2 separate regions of the Homo sapiens genome follow, and region 2 is linked to region 1. A link is an interaction called in ENCODE POLR2A ChIA-PET data of the cell type or tissue named here. Cell type or tissue: B cell. All regions are shown on one strand. Links, peaks and the distances in the headings refer to the core of each region. The heading gives the core; the rest is flanking DNA.

The links. Peaks named below come from ENCODE experiments on the same cell type or tissue, not always from the same donor. Only the 100,000 strongest peaks of a DNase experiment are listed, where the experiment ranks them.
Region 2: POLR2A ChIA-PET joins it to region 1 with 9 read pairs; 15 of 35 experiments call an interaction of 5 or more read pairs at or near these places.

What each region holds. Positions count from the first base shown.
Region 1 is chr11:83,135,841-83,148,000 of GRCh38, forward strand. LOC124902726 (a long non-coding RNA gene) reads left to right here and starts at 9,225. Exons shown (of 2, transcript XR_007062803.1): 1 at 9,225-9,334. RefSeq lists an enhancer at 5,524-5,603. In B cell, for the core only: no CTCF peak of the experiment used is centred there; a DNase peak (open chromatin) is centred at 5,431.
Region 2 is chr11:82,918,677-82,930,836 of GRCh38, forward strand. It overlaps DDIAS (DNA damage induced apoptosis suppressor), which reads left to right. Exons shown (of 6, transcript NM_145018.4): 4 at 10,101-10,262; 5 at 11,481-11,598. Among named protein-coding and RNA genes, the nearest start is that of DDIAS, 23 kb to the left of the region's middle. RefSeq lists a silencer at 6,302-6,351. In B cell, for the core only: no CTCF peak of the experiment used is centred there; a DNase peak (open chromatin) is centred at 6,345; H3K4me3 peaks cover 756 bases; H3K27ac peaks cover 2,256 bases.

The DNA.
Region 1 (12,160 bases), core at 3,296-7,295:
TATTTAATTAATAATATTTTTAAAATATATATTTTAAAAAATTTAATTTTGTGGATACATAGTAGATATACATGAAATGTTTTGAAACAGGCATGCAAGGTGAAATAAACACATCATGGAGAATGGGGTACCCATCCCCTCAAGCACTTATCATTTGTGTTACAAACAATCCAATTACATTCTTTTAGTTATTTTTAAATACACGGTTAAGTTATTATTGACCATAGTCACCCTGTTGTGCTATCGTATAGTAGGTCTTATTCACTCTTCTTATTTATCTGTTTTTACCCATTAACCATGCCCACCTAACCCACCCAGCCCCCAGTACCCTTCCCAGCCTCTGGTAACCATTCTTCTACAGTCTATGTCCGTGAGTTCAATTGTTTTCATTTTTAGATCCCGAAAATAAGTGAGAACATGTGATGTTTGCCTTTTTGTGCCCTGAAAGCTTTATTTTTAATAAAAATAAAATATCGGTTTTTCTTTTCCCTTTCAAAAAATTAATACTGTACATGGTCAACGTGGAAAATTAGAAAACAAAACAAAGCTATAATGCAAAATAATTTTTAAAAGTTACCCCAGAAAAGTTTTTTTTTTTTATCTTTTGGATACACTTTTAAAATATAGATTCCAAAGTTGTCTTCTTAACCAACTGAATCAAAATATCCAGTGTGGAAGCCAGAAATCTGCATTTGTAAACCAATATGCCAGGTGAACTGGTGGTTCTATGTAGAGAAGACCCTCGTTACAATGTAGTCCACATTGTGCAAAGCACCTACGGAGTGTATCACTAAAGATAAATTGATTGCATAATGTACACCCAGGTTCTCAATGAGTTATCTTGCTGTATAAGGTAATTTAGCTTTATATTCCCTTCTTGTTTATTGTCATTTGGACTTTTTACCTTCTTTTTGGATACTTTGGCCTAATACACCTATGGAAGCCATCCATCTAAATAAAAAATGGAGACACATCTGATATAGGATTATATGATTATTATTACTATTATTTTATTTGGAAAATTGAGGCTTAGGAGGTGAGGTAACTTGCCTGAAGTCACACAAAGTGGTTGGGACCATATTGAAACTAATTCTACTAATTCTGTTCTAAGTATATAAATACTGAAGTTTTAATGGTGGTTTCTCTATAGAAATAAAATAATTATGATCTTAGGATTTGTTAACCTTAAATCATTGTATTACTTTTAGAAAAAATGAACAGCTTTGGTTGTGGAAGTTGTAGCTACTGACTACACAGACTGCCCACAAAAACCAACCATAAAAGAGAAAACTCTCAGAAATGCTCGATCTTTGCTTAGCATGCAAAGTTTTTCTCCTAGGATTTGTGGTTACCCCATATGCATTGATATTTATCTGATAATCAGAAATTGTGCGTGGGTTGGCCTCCCTGTTTCCAGGACTTATTTATTGGATTCATTATCAGTACCTTCAGCAGGGAACACCAAGACAGTGATTGTTAAGCCTGAGGAAGTATTTATGGGTTTTTAAAATTATTATTAGCTGACACCTGGAATTAAACTATCTAAAAAAAAGACCAGCAGGACACTCCAATTAATAGCAGATTCGAAATAAAATAGTAAAAATGCAAAATGATGACCAAAATTCTGAAATTAGTCATTAGTCTGAAATTGAAGAATGCTGATCTTTAAAGTAAATTTTCATCATTATTCATGAGCTCTCTACACTTGAGATTTTGTGAATTTCTATGAAGTTTGGACTGTCTTGTTCCCAGGATAGAAATAGATCAAAGTGGGAGCTCACCCCATGAGGACAGTTTCAGAGTCAGTGAGTGTTTAGTTCTAGATCAAGAGGTTGGAAGTGAAGTGTTGTCTTTTGGATAGGTAGAACCCAAATCAGAAAGAGTCAAAATAGTATAATTAGCACCAGGCAGGGAGAAGGCATAGGATAATTAAAGAAGGAATACAGAGGAGGAAGACCTGTGAGACAGAAAGAGGACTAGATGCAAAACATAACCTGTGTAACAGAATGTTCATTTTTAGCTGGGCCCGTTGCTACCCATCTTAAAAAATAATAATAACAAAAAATGATAACAAAGAAAAACCCTATTCTTCAAGTTTCCCTTGTAGCTAGGTAGGGCCACAAGCAATTAGAAATGATATATGATTCTTACATCTCTCTCTTTTTTTTTTTTTCCTGAGACGGAGTATCTCTCTGCACTCAGGCCGGAGTGCAGTGGCGTGGTCTCAGCTCACTGCAACCTCCGCCTCCTGGGTTCAAGCAATTCTCCTGCCTCAGCCTACTGAGTAGCTAGGATTACAGGCGTGCACCACCACGCCCGGCTAATTTTTGTATTCCATGTGGACCAGTCTGGTCTTGAACTCCTGACCTCATGATCTGCCCACCTAAGCCTCCCAAAGTTCTGGGATTACAGGTGTGAGCCACCGCGCCCGGCCGATCCTTACATCTCTTTAAAAGGAAGAAGGCCCACCCTTCTTTATTTCTCCATCCTGCTGTCTAGATGATGATAGGATTCCTGGAGTTCCAGCATCTGTCCTGGAACATAAGGATTAAAGCCACCTGTTAAGGATGTGGACTAGAGAGAAGGGGCTTGGGCCTCTGATAGTCTGATAACTTGCCATAACCATCTATCTCAAGACTTCTTTTACATGAGAAATAAATTCTGCATTGTGTAAGTCTCTCCTGTATTGGATTTTTCTGTTATGTGTAGCCAAACTAATCTTGAATAATGTATTTCCAGAGCTGATCTTCTCTGTGGTGGTGGCAGGTACCTCTTTACAAAACCCTTATCAACCCCTAACGTATTATTTTTTATTTTTTACTGCCTGTTTCTTCCCACTAGACTTTTTAAGGACAGGGACTTTTCTTGGCTTTTTGTATCCCCAGCTCCTTGAACAGTGCTCACCATATAGTAGGGGTTCAGTAAATATTTTCTAAATAAATGAATGGTGCCAGGAACTGCAAACTGCAGTTTGCACTGCAAGGAGTGGGCACTGCTGATTCAAAAGAGTCACATTAGGAAGTATAACTTTTGCACCCATTAGTGTATAATGAAACACTGAATTCATACTGTCTTATACTTCTATGCCTTTGCATGAACTGTTCATATTGCCAAGAATGTCTTTTCCCCCTTGCCCACCAGACACACTACTACTTATTTCTAAAGTTTTCCCTTAATCATCACCTTCTCCAGGAGACTCTACCCCAGTCACCACAAGTAGAGCCGATCTTTCTTTTACTCAACTCTATATCCAATTCTTAATTGAATTATAGCACTTAGCATGCTACATTACAACTAATTGTTTGTATGTCTGCCTCTTAGACTGGATTCTGGGACCTGAAGGGTAAAGTATATGACTTACTTAACTCTGTGTTCTTAGGACCTAGCCTAATGCCTGGCTAATGGTCAGACTCGGTGTATGTTTGCCAAGTTCTTAGTAAGATCACAGATCTGAGGATGTGGTTTGAATCTGCTAGTGGGAAATAAAAACTGTAAAGGCACTTTTGGATTACATGTTTAGTGGGAAATAAAAGCTCAAGCTGCGCTGCACCAAGAGAAGGACAACCTGGATTCTGGTCCCAGTCCTGGAGCTTCCTACCCAGCAACCGTAGCCCCTTTGAACATCTGACGCCTCATCTATAAATTGGGACATAAAGACCTCACAGGGCTGTTGTGAAGCTCAAGTCAACAACTGTGGACAAAAGCTCTTTTTGTAAACTATACTATTAGGCAAGAACAAATTTAAAACTGTCCAAGTGGAGAGTTTGTCCTTTTTAAGACAACAATAATCCCCGTAAAATTCTCCTCCCAGTTCTCGAGGCACGTAGATAAATATGCAGTAGTTTTGGTCTGCTCTCCATTCTTAGATCTTGAAAGAGCCTCTGTGAAGCTGGAGCAGCTTTCAAATTTTGAAGTCAGTCTTCTTGAATCAGTCTTCTTCCCTTTGACATAGCTTGTCATAGGGATTCGTATGTATTTAGTATTAATATTTACAATAAGGCCTTTCCCTCCCCTTTGAAAATTCTACGCCAAACAACAGCCAAAATCTGAGGCCTTTTTGTCCTTGAAACTTGGGCTAAATGGCTCCAGCATGTGGAAGACTCCTCCTCTCAGCCTCTCAAAATTGTGTCTCTTCAGAGTATGATAAGAGACATAGCTGGCCGCAGTGGTTAATGCCTGTAATCCCAGCACTTTGGGAGGCCAAGGCAGGCAGATCACTTGAGGTCAGGAGTTCGAGACCAGCCTGCCCAACATGGCTAAATCCCTTCTCTATTAAAAATATGAAAATTAGCCAGGCATGGTGGCTCACCTGTAACCCCAGCTACTTGGGAGACTGAGGCAGCAGAATCACTTGAACTCGGGAGGCGGAGGTTGCAGTGAGCCAAGATCGAGCCACTGTACTCCAGACCGGGCGACAGAGCAAGACTACATCTCAAAAAAAAAAAAAAAAAAAGGAAAGAAAGAAAACGAAAAAAAAAGAAAGAAACAGCATCACACTCATTTTGTTTTGCTCTGATCTTTTGAGTCTTACTTTGATTTGCTCTAGTAGGCTAAAGAATTTAACAACTCAGCCAATGGATTCTGAGTTCTGAGGGGCAGTCATGATTTAGTGGGAAGGGTGTATGAAGAGACAGGGGAAGATTGCAATGGAAGAGGTGCTTTTTTTTTCTTTTTTTTTTTTTTTGAGATGGAGTCTTGCCCTGTCACCAGGCTGGAGTGCAGTGGCATGATCTCGGCTCACTGCAACCTCTGCCTCCAGGTTTCAAGTGATTCCCCTGCCTCAGCGTCCCAAGTAGCTGGGACTACAGGCATGCACCACCATGCCCGGCTATTTTTTGTATTTTAGTAGAGACAGGGTTTCACCATGCTGGCCAGGATGGTCTCAATCTCCTGACCTCGTGATCTGCCCACCTTGGCCTCCCAAAGTGCTGGGATTACAAGCGTGAGCCACCACGCCCGGCCAGGAGGGGTGCTTTCTAATTGCTACCCTTAGCACTCAGGGATGTTTTCTCGGACCTCACCCAGAGCTATACGTAGGATCAAATGGAAATACGGGATCATTAACTCAGCCCTGGAATGCAGTCTAGCAGCATTGATGAAGCAGTTGCCATAGTCCGATTCCTCTGGGCTGGCTGTACACAGAATCTGTGTTGTTGTTGGGAGATCATGAGCACTTTGCAAGTTTCTCCAGTGCTCCTACAGCTTCTGTTCTCACGATGGTTGTGGCTACCTTTTCCCATTTCCCTTATGGGGCCTATAAGTTCTCAAGTTTGCCTTCTGGACTGGGAAGTCTTCCCTTCCAGCTCACAGGTGGCCCCATCAACACTGGAATAGCTATGGCCTTCAATTTTTCAGACTTCTACCTCTGCTCCATCCAGATTACTACTACCACACATACCACATTCGATCTTACTTCCTCATTTCTTTCCTCCACTAGTGCCGCCACCTGGAATGCTCTTCTCTTGTTAATCTTAAATCATGCTTTCATACCCAGTTCTCAAGTGACATCTCACTTTAGTTCAACTTTTCTCAAACTCCTACTATCTATTATGAAGTAGGCATTGCATTAGATTATGGGGCCACAAGGTTAATGATACACAAACATGGTTTCTGACCTCACAGAATTTACATTCTGGGAGAGAAGAAAGACAAGAGAACAAATGGAATACAATGTGATCAGAGAAATCACCTAGTGGCATGGGAAATAGAGATGCCTGGGAGAATTTAGGGCAATTTATGTATTTTCTATGAAAACTTCCTTGAACTATTCAATATACCCATGTGTATTTCCCAGGAACTCTTAATATGTTTGAAGTCACTTAGCTTAGTTCATGTTATTTTTGTGTCTCAACCAGATGTCAGGCCCTCATGTTTAAGAACCATGTTCTTTTGTATCCCACCCATTGTAAGTAACATTTCATAATACTTATCTGGCTTAATAGTTGGTTGCTTGCTTTGGGGTAGAATGGAGTTGGAGAAAAAGCTTTGGTTGGGGAACCAGGAAACACTGGGTTCTAATTTTAGTAATGGCATTTGTTAGTGGTAGACTTTGGCAAGACTATTAGCCTAAGTCTCAGTTCTTAAAATGGAGATAAGAACATTTTCTTCACAAGTTGTTATGATTTAATTAGATAATTTAAGTAAAGTGCCTGGTTTTAAAGTAAAATTCTCTTTCTTCCTCCTCTATTTTCTGAGAGGACTGTTCTTTATGTCTCTCCACAGCTAAAGTGGCCATATTTTTACAAATGAAAAATCTGGACACTAGCTTTGAAAAACTTTTTTCCAGTTTGTGAATTTATTCATATAGAAAAGTCTTACAAAAACATAAAAATTAAACCACATCTAGAGCTTGCCTCTTGAGGACAAGGATCATGTCTGTCTTGTTCAACATTGTAACAGTGCTTATCTCATAATAGGTATTCAACAAAAATCCAAGGATAGAACGAATACATTGATAATAGTAAATTTATATGAAAAGGATTATAAGAATTCACAAAAATCGGTTTCAAATATCAGAATAGGCCAGGCACGATGGCTCATGCCTGTAATTCCAGCACTTTGGGAGGCCGAGGTGGGTGGATCACTTAAAACCAGGAGTTCGGGACCAGCCTGGCCAACATGGCGAAACCCCGTCTCTACTAAAAATACAAAAATTAGCCAGGTGTGTTGCTGCATGCCTGTAATCCCAGCTACTTGGGAGTCTGAGGCAAGAGAATTGCTTGAACCCGGGAGGAGGAGGTTGAGGTGGGCAGAGATTACACTACTGCACTCCAGCCTGGGCAACAGAGCAAGACTCTGTCTCAAAAAGAAATAAAATAAAATAAAATAAAATATCAGAATATTTGAAATTTAGACTGTCTCAAAATGTCCAAATCAAAACTGTATACTCTTGGCTTCAATATGACTGCCTGTGGCACGAACCCACTGGCTTAGAGGAGCTTGATTGAGGATGATTGGCAGTAAGATTCCACACTGAAGGCAGTTGCCCCTGACAGGTAAGTGGGGCAGCTGCAAGCAGGATAGGTGGAGAAATGGTAGTTTCACACAGTGAAGTCTAAAAATGCCTCAAAATATTGATTTTAGAGAGAAACAGGAAGAGGGACACATATCTAGCCAACTGTTCCTGAAAAATAAAAACTGAGGCTTTGACTCATTGGTAGGGGAGAGGTAGCACCACATTTCTCCAATATTTTCTGTTTTTTTGAAATACTTTTATACACATTCTGTCATTTGATCTCTACAATAACTGTGTAGACTAGGTAATTCAGTTCAATAACATTTGAGCATTTTCTAGGTCCTAGTTACTGTCCTTAGTACTATGGGACATGAATATGAATGTCATTGTTCTTTTGCTACAATAATAATTACCATGTATTGGGCTCTAACTGCTTGCCAGGCACTATAGTAAGTTTCATTATTTACTTTTAAAATATATCATCACATTTATTCCTCAAATAATGTATGATATTGCTTTTTGTTTGTTTGTTTTGCTTGTTTTAGACATAAAGAAACTCATGCTTAGAGATATTAATAACTTGCCAAGGTCACATAGTTAAGAAGTCATATTAACACACAATTAAAAAGTAAGACGTGGAACTCTAACCTGGGTTTCTGTGACTTCAAAGCCTTTGTTCTCTCAACAGGTTACCAAAAGATGCTAGTAGTAATTTGGCTAACAGTTGATCAACCCTAGAAATGTGTCTCAAATCCCATATGAAATAAAATAGAATATACATTTAAATAATAAAAATGTTGTAGTCCTTGCAAAATAGGCATTTCTTACACCAACTTTTTTTTTTTTTTTTTTTTTGACACAAGATCTTGCTCTGTTGCCCAGGTTGGAGTGCAGGGGCATAATCATGGCTCACTGCAGCCTTGACCTCCCAGGCTCAAGCAATCCGCCTGCCTCAGCCTCTCGAGTAGCTGGGACCACAGGTGCACACCACTACACCTGGCTAATTTTTTAATTTTTTGTAGATACAAGGACTCACTATATTGCCCACACAAGTCTTGAACTCCTGTGCTCAAGCGATCCTCTTGCCTTGGCCTCCCAAAGTGTTGAGATTACAGGCATAAGTCACTGTGTCCAGCCTCTTACACCAACTTTTGTGGACAGCCATTTGGCATATATCAAAATTTAAAATGCTTAACCCTTGAACTAGCAATTCCACCTTTGTAATTATTGAGTGACTCTAAATAGGCAAATACAGTGTTTTAGGCCGGGTTCTTCCTGAAACAGTCGCTGAGACAAGGCATTGAGTATAAGTAGTTTATTTGGACAGTGACCCCAGAATCACTGGTGAAGGAGTAGGGAAATGAGAAAGTGAAAGGAAGGAAGACCATACACAATGCAAGGTTACTAATGTGGGAAACTGAGGCTCAATCCCACTCAAGGAGACTATATAAAATTTGTCTCAGGCCGGGCGCGATGGCTTATGCCTGTAATCCCAGCAATTTGGGAGGCTGAGGCGGGTGGATCACCTGAGGTCAGGAGTTCAAGGCCAGCCAGACCAACATGGTGAAACCCTGTCTCTACTAAAAATACAAAAAATTAGCCGGGTGTGGTGGCGGGTGCCTGTTATCCCAGCTACTCAGGAAGCTGAGGCAGGAGAATCACTTGAACCCGGGAGGTGGAGGTTGCAGTGAGCCGAGATCGCGCCATTGCACTCCAGCCTGGGTGACAAGAGGAAAACTCTGTCTCAAAAAAAAAAAAAAAAAACTGCCTCAGCGGTGCCTTACCCAAGGAAGTTGGGATATTTACAAATTCCTATCCATCATTGGATGGTGGGCTGCTGGGGAGAGGGGGTTCTTAATGCCTTACCCACCTGTGGACCAAGCTCTCTCCTACCACTGAGAAAGCCTAAGGCATAGTCACAGGTGGTCAAAGTAAAGATTTCACTATGCTTAAGGAAACAATGAGTGCCAAGGGACTATCAGTGAGGCACCCACAGTATCTGTTGTAGTAGATTAATGTACAAAGGTGTTAGTTGGGTCATTGTTTATAATAGCAAAATACTATAAACAACTGAAATATATTTTACTTCAGAAGGGAGGGGTTAAGGTTGCCTAAACAACCTATGACAAAGAGAAGTGATTTCTTTTAAGTTTTTTCAAAAACTTAAACCCAGGGGTCCCTCACTAAGTCTGGAGTATCAGGAAAATCCTTTTTGGGAAAGTGACAATAATCAAGTATATGTTTCAGGGAGGGAATGCTGGAGGGAAACAGTCCAAGCAGAGGAAATGGCATGGCTAAAGCCCTAGTGAAAAAGAGGCTAATGTGGCTGGAATAGAGAGAGAACCAAGGAAGACTGGCTTCCTGAGATTTAAGGGATAGGTAAGGGCAGAGTAAGTAGTACCTTGTGGGATTTGGGACTTGATACTGGGGACAATGGGAAGCTGTAGAGGGGTTTAAGTTTTTGCAGCACTACATCAGTGTAGTGTGGGATAAAAATTAAAAAAAAATTTTTTTTAAGTTTTTGCCGCAGATATTTAGAATGACGGCTCTGGCTGCAGAATAAAGAAATAGGAACCCACAGTACACTACATAGCCTCCAAGTTCTTTGATGGTTTCAAGTGAAGAATATCAGGTTGTCAGGAATGTATCTGAAGCTTGGATTATTTAACATGCTGATTATTGTTGTATTTAAACAAAAAAAATTGATATGTTATTTTCAAATAATAAGAGATACCTATAACTTGTATTACCTAATCTGACTCAACAAAGGATTTTTTTAATGAGAATTTTTAAACTGTTCTAGAATTTTTTTTTTTTTTTTTTTTGAGATGAAATCTTGCTTGCTCTGTCGCCCAGGCTGGAGTGCAATGGCATGGTCTTGGCTCACTACAACCTCCACCTCCCAGGTTCAAGTGATTCTCCTGCCTCAGTCTCCCAAATAGCTGGGATTACAAGTGTGCACCACCATGCCTGGCTAATTTTTCTATTTTTAGTAGAGATGGGGTTTTGCCATTTTGGCCTGGCTGGTCTCGAACTCCTGACCTCAAGTGATCCGCTTGCCTCAGCCTCCCAAAGTGCTGAGATTACAGGCATGAGCCACCGCACCTGGCCCTAGAATTGTTTTTATAAATAGGAAAGACTTTTCACGAGTTTTAAAAAATTAATATTCCATATATTAAGATGACAATTGAAGGACTTTGAATTAAAATAAAGCTAATTATTTTATTATTATTATATTGTAAAATATTTAAATTTACCTTATTAATGTTCAATCAACTCAATTTGAATAAATAAATCTTTATCAAACAAACCTATTTTCAACTTAATTAATTGAGTTTCTTTAAACACTTAAATTGCATTTATAAATTCAATACATTTTCTTTTCTTTTTCTTTTTTTTTTTTTTTTGAGACGGAGTCTCACTCTGTCCCCCAGGCTGGAGTGTAGGGGTGTGATCTTGGCTCACTGCAAGCTCTGCTTCCTGGGTTCATGCCATTCTCCTGCCTCAGCCTCCCGAGTATCTGGACTACAGGCGCCCACCACCACACCCAGCTAATTTTGTTTTTGTATTTTTAGTAGAGACGGGGTTTCACCGTGTTAGCCAGGATGGTCTCGATCTCCTGATCTCGTGATCTGCCTGCCTCGGCCTCCCAAAGTTACAGGCGTGAGCCAGTGCGCCCAGCCCATTTTATTTGCTTTTAAGCACTTTAAATGGTTGGCCTCATAAGCAAAACCTTTCTAAGTTCTTAAGTTCTTTTAAATATTGGAATACTATTTATAAACAGTAAAATTATTTTATAAGCCTAAAATCAATTACTCTGTTACATATTTTTAATTGTGAATTGGAAGATCAAGTGTCAGATTATCTAAAATGCAAAGTTATCTAAAATTATAAATAGTACTTTTTAAGAAGACATGCCTAAATTAATATAATACTCAATTTATTTAAACACCACCTATCTCAAATACAACAAGAGTCTCTGAAAGTATCATTGGAAATACAGATTATCTGAGGTATGGTGTGACAATTCTGATTCAGAGGTAGCAAGTTCTTAGAGTCTTTGGTTGTTGAGGCCTTTGATTTGTAACAGGAGGAGAAAAACATTTCATGGATGGTACAAATAAGACCATAGAAACTTGCAAACAGAATCTTTCTTTGATTACAAATGAAGTGAATAAATAGAAACATGAAAATCCTGGCTCCTCTGTGATCACAGAGCAGCTGATTTTTTCTGGGTTAAACTATAAACATAAAAACTATTTAAAAAATAAATGCACGTATTTGCTTCATTGTTATAGAAATACCTCTTAAATGTTCTAGATAGTGAAGATGTAAAGGTCATGAGTCCAAAACAGACTTTTGGTAAAAGGTAAAATATGCACCAAGAGAAAGAAAAGGAAGCAAATTCTCTGAGCAAAGGATTCACTACAGAGCTAGAATGTTAACGTGCTGCTGATGAGATCAAGATGTTTATCAAGTCTCTATCAGTTATGTCAAACTATCTCACTTATGTAATCAAGGTGACTAGGATATAATTGCCAGAAGTTTACTGAATTACATTTTTAACTTTAGATTTTTTTATTTTATTTCTGAGATTTCCATTTCGTTCTTTTTTCTCGCTTTAGGGATTCATTTCTCTGTTGAAATTGTTTCTCTTTCTATTCATTCATTTATATCTTCTCAAATTCCTTGAATACATTTATAGTAGTTTATTAATGTCCTTGTACACTAATCCATCTGGGTCATTTGCTTTTATTGACCTTTCTTTCTCCTTTGATTTTTAGTCACGTTGCCTGTGTCATCTTAAATTTTTTAATTTTTAATTTCTGTCTGCAAGATATTGTTAAAAAAAACATAGACTCAATATGTGCCTGTAGTCCCAACTACTTGGCAGGCTGAGGCAGGAAGATCACTTGAGACAAGGAGTTGGAGACCATCCTGAGCAACATAGCGAGAGAACCTGTCTCAAAACAAAACAAAACAAAACATGCCACCAGCCAACCAAATTATGCACTGAAGTATATAATTTAACACCCTCCTACCCCCGACCCGGGGCATGCCTTTTTTTTCTGTCAAGAATCTAAGGAGCTCATCACTTTGATTAAATCAATAGTTGAACTGGTCAGGAATGGGCTGCATCTTTAATTAGCTCCATCTCATCTTTGGTTTCAAATGTCTCGAGGAAAATACAGATTTTATGTATAA
Region 2 (12,160 bases), core at 4,758-8,757, 220 kb before region 1:
CAATATTGATTCTACCTATCCACGAGCATGGGATGTGTTTCCATTCATTGTGTTGTCTATGATTTCTTTCAGCAATGTTTTGTAGTTTTTCTTGTAGAGGTCTTTTGCCTCCTTGGTTAGGTATCTTCCTAAATTTGTTTTTTTTGTGTGGTTTTTTTTTGTGTGTGTGTTTTTGTAGCTGTTGTAAAAGGAGTTAAATTCTTGATTTGACTCTCCACTTGGTTGCTGTTAGTGTATAGAAGAGCTACTGATTTGTGTACATTAATCTTGTATCCAGAAACTTGGCTGAATTCTTTTATCAGTTCTAGCAGCTTTCTGGAGGAGTCTTTAGGGTTTTCGAGGTAAACAATCATATTGTCAGCAAACAGTGACAGTTTGACTTCCTCTTTACTGATTTAGATGCCCTTTCTTTCTTTCTCTTGTCTGATTGCATTGTCTAGGACTTCCAGTAGTATGTTGAAGAAGAATGGTGAGAGTGGGCATCCTTGTCTTGTTCCAATTCTCAGAGGGAATGCTTTCAACTTTTCTCCATTCATTGTTATGTTGGCTGTGGGTTTGTCATAGATGGCTTTTATTACATTGAGGTATGTCCCTTGTATGCCACTTTCGCTGAGAGTTTTAATCATAAATGGATGCTGGATTTTGTTGAATGTTTTTTCTGCATCCATTGAGATGATCATGTGATTTTTGGTTTTAAAATTCTGTTTATGTGGTATATCACACTTATTGACTTATGTATGTTAAACTGTCCCTACATCCCTGGTATGAAACCCACTTAATCATGGTGGATTATCTTTTTGATATGTTGTTGGATTCAGTTAGCTAGTATTTTGTTAAGGATTTTAGCATCTATGTTCATCAAGGATATCGGGCAGTAGTTTTCTTTTTTGCTTATGTCCTTTCCTGATTTGGGTATTAGGGTGATGTCGCCTTCATAGAATGAATTAGGGAGGGTTCCCTCTTTATCTCATAGAATAGCGTCAGAAGGATTGGTACCAATTCTTCTTTGAATGTCTGGTAGAATTCTGCTGTGAATCCATCTGGTCCCAGACTTTTTTTCGTTGGTTTTTTTTGAGACGGAGTCTCACTCTGTCGCCCAGGCTGGAGTGCAGTGGCGTGATCTCAGCGCACTGCAAGCTCTACCTCTCTTCACGCCATTCTGCCTCAGCCTCCTGAGTAGCTGGGACTACTGGTGCCCACCACCATGCCCAGCTAATCTTTTGTATTTTTAGTAGACAGGGTTTCACGGTGTTAGCCAGGATGGTCTCGATCTCCTAACCTCATGATCCGCCCACCTCAGCCTCCCAAAGCGCTGGGATTACAGGCGTGAGGCACCACGCCCGGCCTTTTGTTGGTAATTTTTTAATTCCCATTTCAATCTTGCTGCTTATTATTGGTCTGTTCAGGGTATCTAATTCTTCCTGATTTAAGCTAGGAGGGTTGTATTTTTCCAGGAATTTATCCATCTCTTCTAGGTTTTCTAGCTTGTGTAAAGGTGTTTGTAGTAGTCTTGAATGATCTTTTGTGTCTCAGTGGTGTCAGTTGTAATATGTCCCGTTTTGTTTCTTAATGAGGTTATTTGGATTTTCTCTCTTCTTGGTTAATCTTGCTAACGGTCTATCAATTTTATTTATCTTTTCAAAGAGCCAGCTTTTGGTTTCATGTATCTTTTGTATTTGTTTTTGTTTCAATTACATTTAGTTCTGCTTTGATCTTGGTTATTTCCTTTCTTCTGCTGGGTTTCGGTTTGGTTTGTTCTTGTTTCTCTAGTTCCTTGAGGTGTGACCTTAGAATGTCAGTTTGTGTTCTTTCAGTCTTTTTGATGTAGGCATTTAGGACTATGACCTTTCCTTTTAGCACTGCCTTTGCTGCAGCCCAGAGGTTTTGATAGGTTGTGTCATTATTGCCATTCAGTTTGAAGAATTTTTAAATTTCCATCTTGATTTCATTTTTGATCCAAGGATCATTCAGGAGCAGCTTATTTAATTTCCATGTATTGGCATGGTTTTGAAGGTTCCTTTTGGAGTTGATTTCCAGTTTATTCCACTATGGCCTGAGAGAGTGCTTGATATGATTTCAATTTTCTTAAATTTATTAAGGCTTGTTTTCTGGCTTATCACATGGTCTATCTTGGAGAAAGTTCCATGTGCTGTTGAATAGAATGTGTAATCTGCGGTTGTTGGATGAAATGCTCTGTATATTATCTGTTAAGTTCATTTGTTCCAAGGCATAGTTTAAATCCATTTTTTCTTTGTTGACTTTCTGTCTTGATGACCTGTCTAGTGCTGTCAGTGTAGTATTGAAGTCCTCCACTATTATTGTGTTGCTGTCTATCTCATTTCTTAGGTCTATTAGTAATTGTTTTATAAATTTGGGAGCTCCAGTGTTAGGTGCATAAATGTTTAGGATTGTGATATTTCTCGTTGGACAAGGCCTTTTATCATTATATAATGTCCTTTGTCTCTTTTAACTGCTTTTGCTTTAAAGTTTGTTTTTGTCTAATATAAAAATAGCTACCCCTGCTTGGTGTCCATTTGCACAAACTGCCTTTTTCCACTCCTTTACTTGATGTTTATGTGAGTCCTTATGTGTTAGGTGAGTCTCCTGAAGGCAGCAGATGGTTGGTGAGTTCTTATCCATTCTGCTATTCTGTATCTTTTAAGTGGAACATTTATGCCATTTACATTCGATGTTAGTATTGAGATTTGAGGTACCATTGCATTCATTGTGGTATTTGTTGCCTGTGTACCTTGTTTTTTTTGTTTTTGCTTTTTAAATTGTTTTTGTTTTATAGGTCCTTCATGATTTATGCTTTTAAGAGATTCTGTTTTTGATGTGTTTCCAGGATTTGTTTCAAGATTTAGAGCTCCTTTTCACAGTTTTTTTCTTTCTTTCTTTTTTTTTTTTTTTTTTTTTTTTGAGACGGAGTTTCGCTTTTTCGCCCAGGCTGGAGTGAAGTGGTGCAATCTCGTCTCACTGCACCCTCCGCCCCCCCAGGTTCAAGCAATTCTCCTGCCTCAGCCTCCCGAGTAGCTGGGATTACAGGCACCCACCACCACGTCCAGCTAATTTTTGTATTTTTAGTAGAGACAGGGTTTCACCATGTTGGCCAGGCTAGTCTCAAACTCCTGACCTCAGGTGATCCACCCGCCTCAGCCTCCCAAAGGGCTAGGATTACAGGCATGAGCCACTGCGCCCAGCCTAGCAGTTCTTGTAATGGTGGTTTGGTAGTAGCAGATTCTCTCAGCATTTGTTTGTCTGAGAAAGACTGTATCTTTCCTTCATATATGATGTTTAGTTTCACTGGGTACAAAATTCTTGGCTGATAATTGCTTTGCATGAGGAGGCTTAAGATAGGGCCCTAATCCCTTCTAGCTTGTAGGGTTTCTGCAAAGAAATCTGCTGTTAATCGGATAGGTTTTCCTTTATAGATTACCTGGTGCTTCTGTCTCACAACTCTTAAGATTCTTTCCTTTGTCTTAACTTTAGATAACCTGATGACAGTGTGCCTAGGTGATGATCTTTTTGTGATGAATTTCCCAGATGCTCTTTATGCTTCTTGTATTTAGATGCCTAGGTCTCTAGCAAGGCCGGGGAAGGTTTCCTCAATTATTCACCCAAATATGTTTTCCAAACTTTTAGATTTCTCTTATTCCTCAGGAACACCGATTATTCTTAGGTTTGGCTGTTTAACATAATCCCAGACTTTTTGGATGCTTGGTTCATAATTTCTTATTCTTTTTTCTTTGTGTTTGTTGGATTGGGTTAATTTGAAGACCTTGTCTTCAAGCTGTGAATTTCTTTCTTCTATTTGTTCATTTCTATTGCTGGGACTTTCCAGAGCATTTTGCATTTTTGTAAGTGTGTCCAGTGTTTCCTGAAGTTTTGATTGTTTTTCTTTATGCTATTTCCTTGAATGTTTCTCCCTTCACTTCTCGTATTGTTTTTTGGATTTCCTTGCGTCAGGCTTCGCTTTTCTCTGGTGCCTCGCTGAATTCTTTTTCAGGTAAATCAGGGATTTCTTATTGGTTTGAATCCATTGCTGGTGAGCTAGTGTGATTTTTTTTGGAGGTGTTAAAGAGCCTTGTTTTGTCATATTACCAGAGTTGGTTTTCTGGTTCCTTCTTATTTGGGTAGGCTCTGTCAGAGAGGCAAGGTCTAGGGCTGAAGGCTGTTGTTCAGATTCTTTTGTCCCACAGGATGTTCCCTTGATGTGATACTCTCCCCCCTTTTCCTATGGATGTAGCTTCCTATGAGCCGAGCTGCAGTGATTGTTATCTCTCTTCTGGGTCTAGCCATCCAGCCAGTCTGTCTGGCTCCGGGGTGGTATTCAGGGTTTGTCTGCACAGAGTCCTGTGATGTGAATCGTTTATGGGTGTCTCGGCCCTGAATACCACACAGTATTTGGGGTGTCTCCCAGGTCCTGCAGGAGCAGTCCACTTCCTTCAGAGGGTCTGTGGGTCCTCTTGGGATTCCTGGTTTGTTCTTGCAGTTGTTCTGGAGCTAAAATTCATAGTGCGAGCCCCAACATGCTGCTTTGTCCGAGTTGGAGCTGCAATCTAATCCTGCCTCCCATCCGCCATGATGATCTAAATCCTGGTGCTTATCTTTTCTACTGTTGTTTTTGCTTTCCCTTTTTCTTACTTGGAATCAGTTGTAAGCCAACACAGGAAACAGAAATTCCTCATGTTCATTTCCCCATTGCTATAGCACTGCAAGCTTATGACAGAGGAGTTCCATGCTCTTGCCTTTGCAGAAGATCTTAGAGATGCTGAAGAACAGAGAGACGTCCCTAAATATTTTCTTTGAACCTGAAATTTTTAGTGACTATAATCATAATAAGTATTTTGTGCTTTATGGAATTAACTTTCTTACCTCCAAGATCAGATCAGTAGATTGAATGTAGTTTTCAATCTATAGGTATTCTGCAGAGCCTTGGGGCTCCATGGAAGTGCTTATGGAGGGAGATGGGATTAGAGTAGTAATAGTACCTAGTGCTGAGTAGTAGGTAAGACTCTAGGGCCCCCACGTTAGTTTCAACAAGATCTCTATTCTCATCCTTATATTAGTGTTCCAAGTTAAATTTCATTTGAAAGGGGGTTTCATTATGTAAATATACAAACATAGACATACATCTATAAAAAAAAATGTGTACAAAGTTAGTTCGGTCCTTCATATGAAGCAGTAACTACACATACACACACAATAGTGTATGTCTGTACTCTCCCCAGATTATAAGCTGGAGAAGGGATTTATTTATCCAGACAAGCTATCTACATAGAAATTGCCCTTCTGGGTGACTAATGGGACCCATAATTCCTTTTAGCCTAGAAATCCATTTCTAACACTAATAACTTTCTTTTCCTATCTTAAAATAGGACTCATCGCTCAGAGGCTACCTATCCTCTCCCCCATTCCCAACTACCCAAAAAGTTTATATCATTTACTTAAGCAAGTCAAATTTAATTTCACACATATAGATCATAGTTTTCTTACTTTGTGGGGGAAGTGATATGTGGAAGCATTAAGAGATATGTTTTTTAAAATATGTCTCATTACTTTGTGTGTATTTAATCTGGGTCTATAAACTTGGAAAGGGATGTTATATAATCATATAGTCAGGATATTCTTAAGCTGGAATCTGTGGATACATTATAGGTATGTATGACTCCTCCAGTCCCTAAGATATGTAGAATATCGTGTTCATATCTGTTTTTTGTGGGGAGAGAGTGAGTCCATTGCTTTCATCAGATTTTTTAAGGTTTTCAAGACTAAGAAAACATTAAGGATTACTTATCTCACCAGTTCTTCTACATCTGGGCTAAATATAAGTACGCTAGAAAAATAAACAAATGAGGCTGGGCATAGTAGCTCATGCCTGCAATCCCAGCATTTGGGAGGCCAAGATGGGAGGATTGCTTGAGTCCAGGATTTTGAGACCAGCCTGGGCAACATGGTGAAACCTATCCTCTACCAAAAATAAACAAAATTAGGCAGGCATCGTGGCATGTGCCTGTAGTCCCAGCTGCTCAGGAGTCTGAGGTGGGAGGATCGCTTGAGCCTGAGCGGTCAAGGCTTCAGTGAGCCAAGATCATACCGTTGCACTCCAGCCTGGGCAACAAAGCAAGACCTTGTCTCAAAAAAATAAATGAATAAAAATAAAAAAAAAACAAATGAAACTTGGTATTTTTTTAACTGGGATCAAACAAAAAAGATAGCAAATTACAGCTATTATTTCAGATAGATCCTTTCAGAGGCTCCTTGAACTCAAATCTATTTTCATAATTCTAAGGCATTATTTGCCTTTTCACTTTCAGTCTCTCATGAGTGCATAATGGAGTTTCCCAGAGGCTACATAACACGTACTATCACAACAGATTGAGCAGAGAAGCAGATATGAGAATCCAGCTGTCTTTTTATGAAACCAGACATTAAAGAGATTTGCAAAATGTAAAACAATGCTGGTCTCTTCTTACTAATTTTTAAAATTTGAAAAACATAACTATTTTTCATAAAAGTATGTTTTTTGTGTTAACCATGTAAAGGGTCTGTTTTTAATGAATTAATATTTTTTTGATTTCTCAGTTTTAATTTCTCACTTTCATTTAATTTCTCGTTTTATGAGAAATGTAGATAGAAGCCAGGTGTGATGGCTCACGCCTGTAATCCCAACACTCTGGGAGGCCGAAACAAGAGAATCACTTAAGCCTAAGAGTTCAAGCCTAGTCAGGGCAACACAGTGAGACCCCCATCTCTACAAAAAAATTTAAAATTAGCCACATATGGTGGCATGTGCCTGTGGTCCCAGCTACTCAGAAGGCTGAGGCAGGAGGATCTCTTGAGCCCAGGAGTTTGAAGTTACAGTAAGCTATGATAGCACCACTGTCCTCCAGCCTGGGCAGCAGAATGAGACCCTGTCTGAAAACAAACCAAAAAAGAAATATAGACAGATATAAGATAAACAAGTTCTATGGATCTAATGTACAGCTTGAGTGGTAATGGATGATGTGTTAAATAATTCGACTATGGTAGCCAGGTGCGGTGGCTCACACCTGTAATCCCAGCACTTTGGGAGGCCGAGGTGGGCGGATCATGAGGTCAGGAGATCGAGACCATCCTGGCTAACACGGTGAAACCCTGCCTCTACTAAAAATACAAAAAATTAGCTGGGTGTGGTGGCGGGCACCTGTAGTCCCAGCTAATCGGGAGGCTGAGGCAGGAGAATCGCCTGAACCCAAGAGGTGGAGGTTGCAGTGAGCCAAGATTGCACCACTGCACTCCAGCCTGGCCAATAGCGAGACACTGTCTCAAAAAAAAAAAAAAATTTTGACTATGGTAATCATTATACAGTGTAGACGTATTTCAAATCACCATGTTGTATACCTTGAATATATTCAATCTTTGGCAAGTAATTTTTTTTTTTTTTTTTGAGACAGGGTCTGGCTCTGTCACCTCCAGACTGGAGTTCAATGGCACAATCTCAGCTCACCACAACCTCTGCCGCCTGAGCTCAAGCAATCCTCCCATCTCAGCTTCCTAAGTAGCTGGGACTACAGGCGCATGCCACCACGTTCGTTAATTTTTGTATTTTTTGTAGAGACACAGTTTTGCCATGTTTCCCAGGCTGGACTCGAACTCCTGAGCTTGAGTGGTCTGCCCGCCACAGCCTCCCAAAGTGCTGGGATTACAGGTGTGAGCCATCACGCCTGGCCCAAGTAAATATTTTTGAATAAAAAAAATAGATACTATTCACATAAACAAAACTCTTTGATATTCTCAATAATTTTTTAAGAGTATTAAAGGAGTGTGAAACCAAAAAGTTTGAAAACTGCTATTCTGTAACAAATGACATTTTAGAAATATGGGTGCCTCTAGAAGTTAAATCGGGACGGTGATGTGAATATGTTGTCTATATCCTTGTTTCTCAAAGTATGGCCTAAGGTACATCTGCATCAGTATTACCTGGGAGCTTATTAAAAATGCAGGATCTTGGGCCTCATCCCAGACTTCCTGAATCAGAATCTTCATTTTAACAAGATCTCTGGATGATTTGTATACATATTAATGTTTGAGAAGCTCTAATCTGTATTACACCACACTAACATTTATTTTAATCCAGCATCGTTCCTAAAAGGATTAAAGAAAACTATATAAATAAATATCTTCATTATACATATGTACTTTATAAAAATATATATAGTTTAATATGTAAATGCATGAACACTAATAGACATAGTTTTTTGAGGCTATTATTGATACTGTCATTGCAAGCAGTTCTTTATTTTAACCATTTGGTCCCACTGTTATCATATCATAATATCAGAACTTCATGATACGAGTTCACAGTCTTGGGTTTGGGTCATATATTTACCAACTTTGTCATCTCAGATAAAAATTCAAACTAATTTCCCCATTTGTAAATTTTACCTATAAAAATGAAATAATGTATGTTGAAAACATTTGTAAACTGAATGCTAATGCATATTAGTCTAAGTTTTGCTAGGAATTTTACATTAAACCTGTATGCATTATTGCATAGCCTTTAAAGAAATTCCAATATATATTTTAAACAGTTCATTTCCCTAGAGTTTGGTACTAATGGAGTTTTATCCCCTAGTGAGTCAATTACCTTTAATTCATTCTATGGCTAACCTACAGCACAAACTCTAGCAGATTTGTATAGGATTATATGAATGGGTTGGTATAGATCTATCCTCAGTATGGCAGAAGAATAACAGCACAGATCTAATAAAGGTGAGTCACTTTCAGAGCTACAGATTTTAGACTCCCCCTAGTGGCCATCTGGCAACAATCAAATTTATACAACCATCTTTCACCTTGCTTTCTGTTTGCCTTTTGCCACTCTTTTTTAAGATCTTTAGCAATCTGAAGAAAAAACAAAATTCTAGTATTAGCCATTACCATAAAATGTTTTTAGGTGCTTGTTGTATTTCAAAAAAATTTTTTAAACTATTCTGTCTGTTAAATAAAGTTAACCTAACTGAGGGGTGGACATTAAGAACCTGAAAGATAGAAATCAGAGTTATAATACATTGCAAACTAGAAGAGAAGTTAACAGTACAAGTGACAGTAATTATCACAATACTTGATATAATTATGAGGGAGAAGCAGACTAACACTAATTTCACAGTATTTGCACTAGACCCTTTATTTGTCTATTTTAATCCTTCTTCAGCCCTGGACTTCATAGATGAGGAACTCAAGAATTTAGTAACTGTCAGACAATGAGTACATGGCAATAGAGTTACACTGCCATGTAGATGTGTACTTTTTGACTAGAAAGCCTTTAGCCACCATTACATACTGTCTTAAAAAAACAAGTTAAATTGCATGGTTTTCATATCAAATTTTATAATCTGATAAGTTATCAACATAGTCTAATGAATTAAAGAAAGTAATTTTCATTATGGTGAGAAAAATGCAATTAAGTGCTTTGTGTATAAATAGGTATTAAATATTTTGAGATTATTTTTTGTCCTCTTTTTTTTTTTTTTTTTTTTTTTTTTTTTTTTTTTTTTTGAGACGGAATGTCACTCTGCCCCCCAGGCTGTAGTGCAGTGGTGCGATCTTGGCTGACTGCAAGATCCACCTCCCGGGTTCACATCATTCTGCTGCCTCAGCCTCCCAAGTAGCTGGGATTACAGGTGCCCATCACCACACCCATCTAATTTTTATGTATTTTTAGTAGAGACAGGGTTTTACCGTGTTAGCTAGGATGGTCTCAATCTCCTGACCTGGTGACCCACCCGCCTCGGCCTCCCAAAGTGCTGGGATTACAGGTGTGAACCACCGCGCCCGGCCTTTTCGTCCTCTCTTTCATGCACAGTTCTCCTTTAGTTTTCCATCAATTTGGTATGTATTTCTATCAACTTGGGGCTGTTTAATTTAAATCAGTAACGCTAACTATTCTGACTAGAGAAATTTAAAATAAGTTGATCTGAAAGAGTTTAAGAAGAATTTGAGTTGTGTAGGAGCATTTATACACAAAATGTTATTTTAAATTTTTACTGTTCTGGATTTTTCATCATATGAAAAACATTTAATGAACATCTCCACACTTTTTTCCACCACTTTTCTAGGTCTAATTGTCCAAAATGTGGCTCTACTGGTGAATCTGGAAATGCCAATTACAGATACAAACTTTCCTTAAAAGTTGCAGAATCAAACAAATTGTTTGTTATTACTGTATTTGGAAGTTGCTTAGATACATTTTTTGGTCTTACTGCCACTGGTTTGCACAGGTAAGAATACTTAAAACATCCTTTTTCCTGACTGCCCTTAGAATTTGAAGATACAAGTTTATAAGGCAATATGCATTTTTGTAGAAAGATAATCATTCAACCCCAGATTGTCAATTCCTTTAAAAGACAAGCAAGTAAGAAAGATGTTTATTTCCTGAATACATATTATGATGATATTAAAACAGTCTCCTTTTATTTAGGGTAATTAATCTGTAATTAGAATATTAAGTTATAAATCTCTAATCCAAGTTACAGAAATAGAGGCTAAGAAAGTAACATCATTTCAAATTGAAGAATTATCCAAATTGAGGTTAGCATTGAAACAGTTAGGTTCCCCTGAGGCAGAAGAATCTATTTGAGGGAATATTTGCATTTCAGAAATTGAAATTTTATTTTTTATCTGTATTGCAATTTAATTTGCATAGTTTGACCTTTTACGACATTGTCCTGAGAATATAAGAATAAGCAATTAAAGCTTTTCTTGGCCGGGCGCGGTAGCTCACGCCTGTAATCCCAGCGCTTTGGGAGGCCGAGGCGGGCGGATCACAAGGTCAGGAGATGGAGACCATCCTGGCTAACACGGTGAAACCCCATCTCTACTAAAAATACAAAAAATTAGCTGGGCATGGTGGTGGGCGCCTGTAGTCCCAGCTACGCCGGGAGGCTGAGGCAGGAGAATGGCATGAACCCAGGAGGCAGAGCTTGTAGTGAGCCAAGATTGCACCACTGCACTCCAGCCTGGGAGACAGAGCGAGACTCTGTCTCAAAAAAAAAAAAAAAAGCTTTTCTTCCCCCTCAGTCTTCTGCCCTCCTCCCCTAATCACATGCAAGAAATCTATGTCCACATTTTTGTGCTTGAGACAATAAAGGGACCACAACCAGGCTTATCAGAGAAAAGGGATGACTTTTTCCTGCTTTCAAGTGAAGAGCTAGAGATGCCACCACTATTCCCACTGCCACTTTTATTTTTCCTTATAATCATTGCCGGGCCTGATGGTTAGGCAGGTAACTACTTTACTCCCACTTGATCAATTGGTTTTGTTGATTTTTCTGTGCTATGAGAAACTAGAGAGAACAAACTGCCTGGCTCTTAAAGTCACTTTTTTTCCTCTATAAAAGGTTCATGCTGCATTTTCAAATTAATTGTGTCTCTGACTTTATGGCAAGTAAAATTTCAAAGTTCATTGCTTCACATTTTTTACTTTTTTTCCAATCAAGGTACATTCAGGATCCTAATAAAATTCCAGAAACACTGGACAATGATACAACTCAGAATCTATTAACTAAAGCAGTTGAAACTTGCTTTGTTGGACAAAGCTTTATTTTTGGAGTGACGGTAATTGAGACTAGCTTTCTTTTTAATAATCTGTTAACATTTCCATTGTAATGAATTATGTGAATTTTCTAAATAGTTGTTAGGAGTTCTGTACATGTGAAGGCCTGTAGAAACACTTTAAACTATGTAAAAATAGCCTATAGGTGGTCTGTTAAAACACCATGTGTGACAACTTCCTCTTTCGAAAGTCAGGGGAGCCTACTTCAAATGCTTTCAGAGCTTAAAAATATAAATTTATTATATATTTAGAAATGTTAGATATTTGTTTTTGGTATTTAGTATTTATTTTGCCCTCCGGATTTTGTTCAAATTCTATAGTAAAACTTCCACCAATTCTCTAGCTTTTTAATTCTGTCTTCTATAAAAGAGAATAATGGAACACTGAAGGCAAAGTATCTTGAGTATTGATAAGAATACTAAAACTAGATTAAGAAAGATGGTCTTAAATATAAAAGTGACTGTAGAAGAAGTTAAAAAAAAAAGAAGTTACTCCTTTGACTTTGAAGGAGTAATAGTTTTCTGTCTCATCTATGCTAAAGGGAACAAAGAGACATTTTTTTCC